Linked DNA regions of Mus musculus: region 1 is linked to region 2. The links are chromatin contacts, found by Hi-C in ENCODE. All regions are on one chromosome and are shown on one strand. Each heading gives the region's core, a stretch centred on a gene start or an enhancer-like site at or near the end of the contact. The rest is flanking DNA. Distances are from core to core; before and after follow the strand shown.

Region 1 (3,703 bases), core at 906-3,405, 280 kb before region 2:
TCACTTCCCGTGCACTCACACCATGCACCTACTGACCCCATCACCCCATCTTGACTCCTGATGGCTGTGAGCCAGCCATGCCTTCTGTGTCCACTCTTCCTCTCCAGTGGGAGCCATATTGCCCTTTCCTGTTCAGATTTGGTAAGCTTTTCCTGCCAGGCTCTGCAGGAAACAGATGGCAGACTCAAATAAGATAATTTGAGGAGCGTTTAAAAAAAGGGGGTGGTGGTGGAACGATTCATAGGAGTCTAGACTATGCAGTGTTTAAGGGATTTCAACTAGGATTGAGTGGTGTTCCATGGCTACCACTGACAGGAAGACCACTCCCAAGTTCTAAAGAGGGACCTTCAGGGAGTTTGCAGAAACTTGGACAAAATGTCTGTATAGGGATGGTCTCTTTGCACGAGCTGTAGTCTCTGGTAAAAGGGTTAAGGCTACCCTACTAGACATGTGTGTGTGTGTGCGTGTGCGTGCATGTGCGCGTGTGTGTGTGCGTGCATGTGCGCGTGTGTGTGTGCGTGCATGTGCGCGTGTGTGTGTTCGTGTCTTCTTTAGATCTCTTGTAGGTACTTTCCCTTGACCAAACTCTCCTCTATAGTAGTGTACTAGGAACTCAGTACTTAGCTCAAGGTCAAGTTCATGTATTATTTAAACTGGTGTTTATTAGAATGTGTGCGCGCGCGCATGTGCTGAACAGTCATAATTCCTGCCTTTCTGGATCTCAGAGCGAGGGCAGAGGTCCTTTGAGAGATCTCAGGAGAATTGGGGGAGCTCAGAAAGGATAATAAACACAGTTGGGGCAGAGATAGGAAAGAGATTCCTGAGATGGGCAGAATTAGCTGTGTAAAAGCAAGAGTGAGAGATGTTTCTAGTCTCCAGTGGGAAGATCCAGGTTCTAGGGACCACATGGAGCTATCATCCTCCTTTAGTCTGGTGTGATCTCACCTAGGCAAGCCACTGGCACCGTTTATGAAACAGAATAGTTAGAGTTCCTAGCCACAGAACTGTAACTATTGGATGAAGTATATAAAATTGCTGCATTTGTAGTATGCCCCAGTCATCGGCTTACCTTTTTACAGCATGGGGTGTGGGTAAGTTGACCCTTAGAGGAGTTGTGAGGAAGCAGCCATATGGAGGGAGCCTGCCCTTGAGAGGATTGCTGTGAGGGTCAGTGAAGGGGTGTGTATGAAAACGCACCACAGATTGCAGGCCGTTCACCCTGGTTAGGACTTGGTCCTTAAGAACACACAGTCAGTACTTGGCCTGGTCTGTAAATGGACCGAGGTCTCCTTTCTGTGGGAACTTACTCCATGGCTCATCTCTGCTTCTTATCTGCCTCTCCCTACCTACATTGTCCCATCTGCAGATCAGCCTGCCTCTCCTAGCCTATGCAGGACCATGTAGGTGGATCCCTTGCCTCAGAGTCATAAGAAATAAGTTCCTGGTGGACAAGGACTGTAGCCCAGATAGAGGCTGCCAGCCCAAGTCCACCATGTACCTGGAAGCCCTTGCCAGGGGGGAGGTGAGTCCTCAAGGAACGACCAGGCGTACACAGAGGGAAATGAGACAGGTTGTCAGAGTGCAGCAGGGCTGTCCTTAGCTAGCCTAGGACACAGCTACTCTCTAGGCTGAGACCCAGGAAGGCAGGTCTCAGCAAAAGGAGTCTGCCTGCTAGTGTGGTGGACTGTGCCAATACTTACGCATTCTACTGCCACCTCTGTCCTAGGCTGAGGGAACTGTAGGGACACGATAGTGGGAGACTCAGTTTCCACCATGGAGTCTATCGTCTGGGAGTCCAAGGATGCATGAGAAGTTAGGGATTCTGTCAGCATTCTTCCATCTCAGAGTCTCAGCCTGTGAAACTGGCTCAGTGAGCCACTATCCTGCTCTTACCCCGGATACACACACACACACACACACACACACACACACACACACACACCTCCACCCCCACATACACTCTTACACACCACACAGGCTCACACTTTGGGTGGACGCCCCTCAGAACAAGACACCACTTTAGCCAACTGCTAACCCAGGTACTTGGCTCTTACCTGGCCACGCCCTCTTCCTGGGACTGCTTCTCTGGCAGAGCTGCTCCTGTCTGTGCCTGCCGCTTGCCAGCTCTGCCTGCTTGCCTTGCAGCCTGAGCTGATTTTATTCTCGCTTTGCCTAGACTCCCACTTGGGCTCAGCTGCGGGAGGACAAAGGGTCTGTCTGGGCGCCAGGGGGGGAGGGGAGGAGAGGGAGCCGGTAGGAATGGGCACTGGGCTTTTGTTCCACTCTTGGGCCAGTTTTGGAAGGGAGGAGTGTAGATAAGCGTGGAATTGGTTGTGTGTTATGGTGGGCTGCGGTGTTTTGAAGGTTGGGGTGTCTGCTTCAGGTAGATGGGTGGTTATCAGTGTGTAGGTGTTTCTAGAACTTGTATGTGTGTGAGTGCATACACACAGTGACTGTAGTACTGGGGTGCTTGGGCTCTGGGGACATGTGACTACATAGCTTTGGATGTAACCAAGAATGTGGCTGCCTTTGTTGTGGATCCTGGTTTCCCTTCTGCCTCTTTGTCACCAACTCACACAGGTTCCTCCCTCACAGCGTTCCTGTCACTGTATTTGTGACTGGTCATTTGCATGTCGGGTTTGTGTGTGTAAGGAATGAGTATAAGGTGTCTGTGTGGACAGATGCTCATGCAGGTGTGACCAGGATCTTCTGGGTTGTGTGTATTGTGTGGTGTCCAAGTGGAAAGGACACAGTGGGAGCACGTGTTGGCACTGAGCACATTGAAGTGGATGGAGAGAGAATGGGATGGCTCTGAGTCCACCTGACCTCCCGGAGCCAGACAGTGTGGGTTTAGAGGGTGGTGTGGGACCTCTTGCTGCCTCTGTGAAGGACTGCAGGGCTTGTCACAGGAGCACAGCAATCCAGGGAGGAGGTGGCCTCCAATAGCGTCTGTCCTGTTGTGTCAGGACACTGTCACAGTTGTCATACTGTCACTGTCACAGTGTTGTCACTGGACAACACTGACTACATCGATGCCTGCCCCTCGGCCTGACGTCGCTCATCAGCAGGAGGGTAATGGTGACTCTGCCCTTTGTGTGGAGTTACCTCTGTGTGTTAGAGCCCGATACTGCCTGGCTCAGGTAGGCTTAGAGATCGTGGAAGATGGGAGATATTATGGTTTGGTATGAGTATAGAGTGTCCCCTGGAAGGCTTTATGGCGCCAGAGAGATGGCTCAGAGATAAAGGCACCTGCTTCTATGCCTGAGGATATCTGAAATCCACAAGGTGGAAGGAGAGAACCCATTCACATACATACTTGTAGCACACAGGTACCCATGCACATTCACACATCCGCACATAACAAATAAAAATGAGAAAAATTTAGATCAGGTGTAGTGTGGTACATGCTATTTATTTCAATACTCAGGATCTCTGCAAGTTCTGGGACAGCCTGGTCTACTTAGTGAATTCTGGGATAGCTCAGGGCTATATAGTGAGTCCCTGTCTCCAAAAAAAATTATTTTTAAAGCTCTACAAGTTGGTACCTTGGTCCCTAGGCTGGTGGTACTATGGAGAAGTCTTTGAGCACCTTTCTAATGGGCTCATCCATTAATGGACTAATAATTTGATGGTATTACTGTGAAGTGGCAGAGAGTTCAAGTTGGGGTATAGTTGGTTGGCCCTGTATTTTCTTGCTTTCTGG
Region 2 (3,712 bases), core at 726-3,225:
CGTGAGCATGGCATGCCAGTAGCTTTCCCTTAGTTCCATAAAATGACCTAGGACTACCACAGAGCATCATCATGCCCTAGGATCTTTTTCCTTCTATTTATGGTTGACTCAGTTCTCTGGGTTTGGTAGTATTTTCTCAGTGAGATTTGTGCCCCACCACTCATCATGCAAGTGTTTCTAGGTTTCACTAATGGCATTTGTCACAGGCCCTGGGACTTTCTCCCCTCTTCAGGTAGAACTCACCTCCTTTCTTTTCTGCTCTTCCCCAAGGCCCTATTGACCTAGACCTTACAGTATGCAACCCAAAGGTGAGCCACACCCCAGTCCTATCTTTTTTCTGAAGGGCATACCTTTAACCACTGCCTTTGCTTGAGATTCTCCCACTCACCCAGCTCCCCACTGCAACCTGTCCTCACGTTTATTTCTCATACTCTGTCAAGAGGGATCCTACAATTCATCTTACCTCTTTCGTTTCTTTTAAGGCTCTCCCAGAACCCAGTCCCACCCCAAAGTCTTAAGAGAGACACTGGAGGATTTTCTAATCCCATGTCACTGCAGTCTCCATCTCCCACGTTGCCAGGACTACAGTCTCTATGGTCCTGCCCCAATCCAGACATGCTGACTGATGCTGCCCTTCGGCTTGTGCTCACACCCTCATTCTGCGGAACTCCTCTTCCTCTGTGGGCAATGGGAATGAGTCCCAGTGCCTGTAGTGAGCTTAGTCCATATACCTCAGTTCCTCAATTCTCAAAGCCTCTCACAATACAATCACGGGTGTTCCCGTTTTTACAGATGTGAAAGAAAACTGAAGCTGCAAACTGCGAGTGGTGGCACATGCCTTTCACTCAGCACTAGAGTCAGACAAAGGTGCATCTCTATAAATTCAGGCCAGCCTAGTCTACATAGTGCCAGGACAGCCAGGGCTACAAGGAGAAACCCAATTTCTAAAAAGAGAAAAGAAAAGAAAAACCAAAACATCAACATTCACACAACCCTCAACCCCACACCCTGCCCCCCTCCGGCAAACCAAGCCAAACAAAAGACACCCTGAAGTTGAGGAAAAGAGAGGAAGAGAGGTCTGGAACTGGGCTTGAAGTCCATCACTCACTATGCTTGTAGTATTGCCTTTGTCTTTGGTGTTTGGAGACAGGGTCACTATGTAGCCTGGGCTGGCTTCAAACTCTTGCATACATACAGGAGAGGGAGGGAGAGAGAGAGAAGAGGCGAGAGAGAGAGAGAGAGAGAGAGAGAGAGAGAGAGAGAGAGAGAGAGAGGAGAGAGAGAGAGGAGAGAGGGGAGAGAAGGGGGAGAGAGGAGAGAGAAGAGGCGAGAGAGAGAGAGAGAGAGAGAGAGAGAGAGAGAGAGAGAGAGAGAGAGAGAGAGAGAGAGGAGAGAGAGAGCGAGCTGCTAGGATTGTAGGATTACAGGTAGTAGACTCCATCGCTCTAGGTTCCTTCCTGATAAGACTCAATCACTCCTATTTTTTTGCTGGTAAAAGGAAAGGCTGCGGCACTTGGGTAACTGTCAGGTCCAGCTGTAACCTAACGAATTCCAACACTACTCACTGCAGGCTAGGCCTGCCCAAGGAAAGCACAGCCAAAAGGGACACAGGCACCCGCACGGTCCGGATCGTCCCGCACGTGCTCAAACTCCCTGCCCACGTTCCAGCTGCTGGACCGTACTAACGTCTGAGAGAGAGGCTTGGGAGAATGACAAGGCGGTCGCTGGGGCAACCAGGAGTAGTTTCATACACCGGGACTCCGGCTCCCTTGCCCGTATTCTATAGACTCTGAACCGTACAGTTCAGGCCATGCTGCCTTCCTGGGCTCTGTGCATAGTTTATCGCCGGGAGTCTCACCCCCTACAAGAACATGGCACAGTCCGGGGCGGACCCTTTTGCCCCGCCCTATAGCGTCACGACCCGCCCCGTTGTGAGGTTATAAAGTGCGCGCGCAGCGGCGCTCGGCGCCGTGGCCGCGCTTCGCTGGCTTTCTGCTCATCTAGGGTGGCAGCGGCTACCTACCTCAGCTCTCGCCCTGCTGCCGCCACGGCCTGGGCGCTGTCCCTCAGCTCCCGGAGCTCAGCGCGAAGCCCTGGCCCCGGCGGCCGGGGCATGGGTCAGGGGCGCGGCGTGAGGCGGCTTTCTGCACGGCCGTGACGTGCATTGGCTTCAGCATGAAGACCCTCATCGCCGCCTACTCCGGGGTCCTGCGGGGTGAGCGTCGGGCGGAAGCTGCCCGCAGCGAAAACAAGAATAAAGGATCTGCCCTGTCACGCGAGGGGTCTGGGCGATGGGGTGAGTGTCAGTCATCCCTAGGGCTTTCATCCTGAGGGCACCCACAGCAAGACGACTTTCAGGAAGGGACTTTGGCCAAAGCGTGCTGCCCTGTGCTGGACGGACGGCTAGCTAGTTCAGGTCGGAGTCCCAGACAATTATTTCCAGTTTTTAAAAGGTCTCGCCTTGTAGCCTAGGCTGGCTTCCAACTCTTAATCCTCCTTCCTTGGCATCCCAGGTGCTGTGATTGCAGGTGTGCCACTACAACTAGCTTCTCTTTAGGGGAACTTGACTCTTCTGCATCCTGTCATTTGGTTAAGGATGAGGCAAGATTCATGCTTAGCTCGGCTGGTTACCCAGTTTGAGCCAGGCAACCTGGTATCCTAGGCTAGCCTGGCTTCATTCTCCATCCTGGTACTCACTAATGTTGCAACACGTGTTACATCACTTGCCATCCCCCCAGCTGCTGAGGGCGACACCACCCACTCAGCTCAGTTAGTAGTGATATTTCACTCTCCAGCCCCCAGTACTGATCTACCTCACAAGGTGGAGCAGGATTTGGCTGGGAGGAACTGGATGGGGCAGGGTGGTAAGTAGGGTTTTGTAATCCCCTGAAACAGTCACTGGATGGAGAACATGCCTGCCTGGAACCAGGTGTGCCCCAACTGCCCTCTGCCCCAGCTTTTGTGGGCCAACCCAGACTGTGAAGCCCTCACAGCGCAACCCTGAGTCTGACATACTTAGAAGAGGGGTGGGAAACCCTTGGATTTTTTTCGTTTGTTTAGTCTGTGTAACAGCTCTGTTTGTCCTGGTATTCTATAGACCAGGCTGGCCTTGAACTCACAGAGATCTGCCTAAGTTGATTATCCTTCTAGAAGTTGTGTCTGCCTTCAAGATAGAACCGAGGCCTTCAGTGAATGGGGAAGGGGGGCATACAGTTCAAATCACACCTCAGCCTTTTCCATACAAGGCAAAGCACCCCACGTTGCTTAGCTGAAGCTGCAGAAACTGAAGGAGGAGGAACGAGCTACCCCAGTTTTCCTTAGAAAGGGCAGCGGTGATGCACACCTTCAATCCTAGGACTTGGGAGGCAGAAGCAGGCAGATCTCTTGAGAGTGAGTCCAGCCTGGCTTACAGGATGAGTTAGTTCCAGGACATATTAGTTGTGGTAATCTTGAAAGTTTAGGCAATCAGGAACAAAATAAGATTGCTGGTAAACCAACTATCTAGTGGTTACATCTCTTAGTACATGTTGTATAAAGTCAAGAATATGAGATAGAGATACACGCACACGCACACACACACACGCGCACACAGTTCTAAATTCAGTCTTCTCTTAATGGTACGGCATGAATATTTCTTACCATTTGTATGTCTGCCATTCTCACATGCTGGTGGCTGCAAGCTAACCCATGCTGGGGCTCCATCAGAGTGTTT

The links. Hi-C counts contacts between places; a loop is a spot of excess contacts on that map.
Region 1: a loop to region 2 is called in a map of T-helper 2 cell, with 4 times the contacts of the local background. The contact joins the promoter of Klhl35 here to the promoter of Dgat2 in region 2. A Hi-C loop is called at or near these places in 2 of 37 maps with a recorded cell type or tissue (T-helper 2 cell and left cerebral cortex).

Annotation. Positions count from the first base shown.
Region 1 is chr7:99,464,456-99,468,158 of GRCm38, reverse strand. Klhl35 (kelch-like 35) reads right to left here and starts at 2,155. Exons shown (of 7, transcript NM_028145.1): 1 at 2,055-2,155.
Region 2 is chr7:99,180,976-99,184,687 of GRCm38, reverse strand. It overlaps Dgat2 (diacylglycerol O-acyltransferase 2), which reads left to right and starts at 1,975. Exons shown (of 8, transcript NM_026384.3): 1 at 1,975-2,296. The coding sequence starts at 2,176.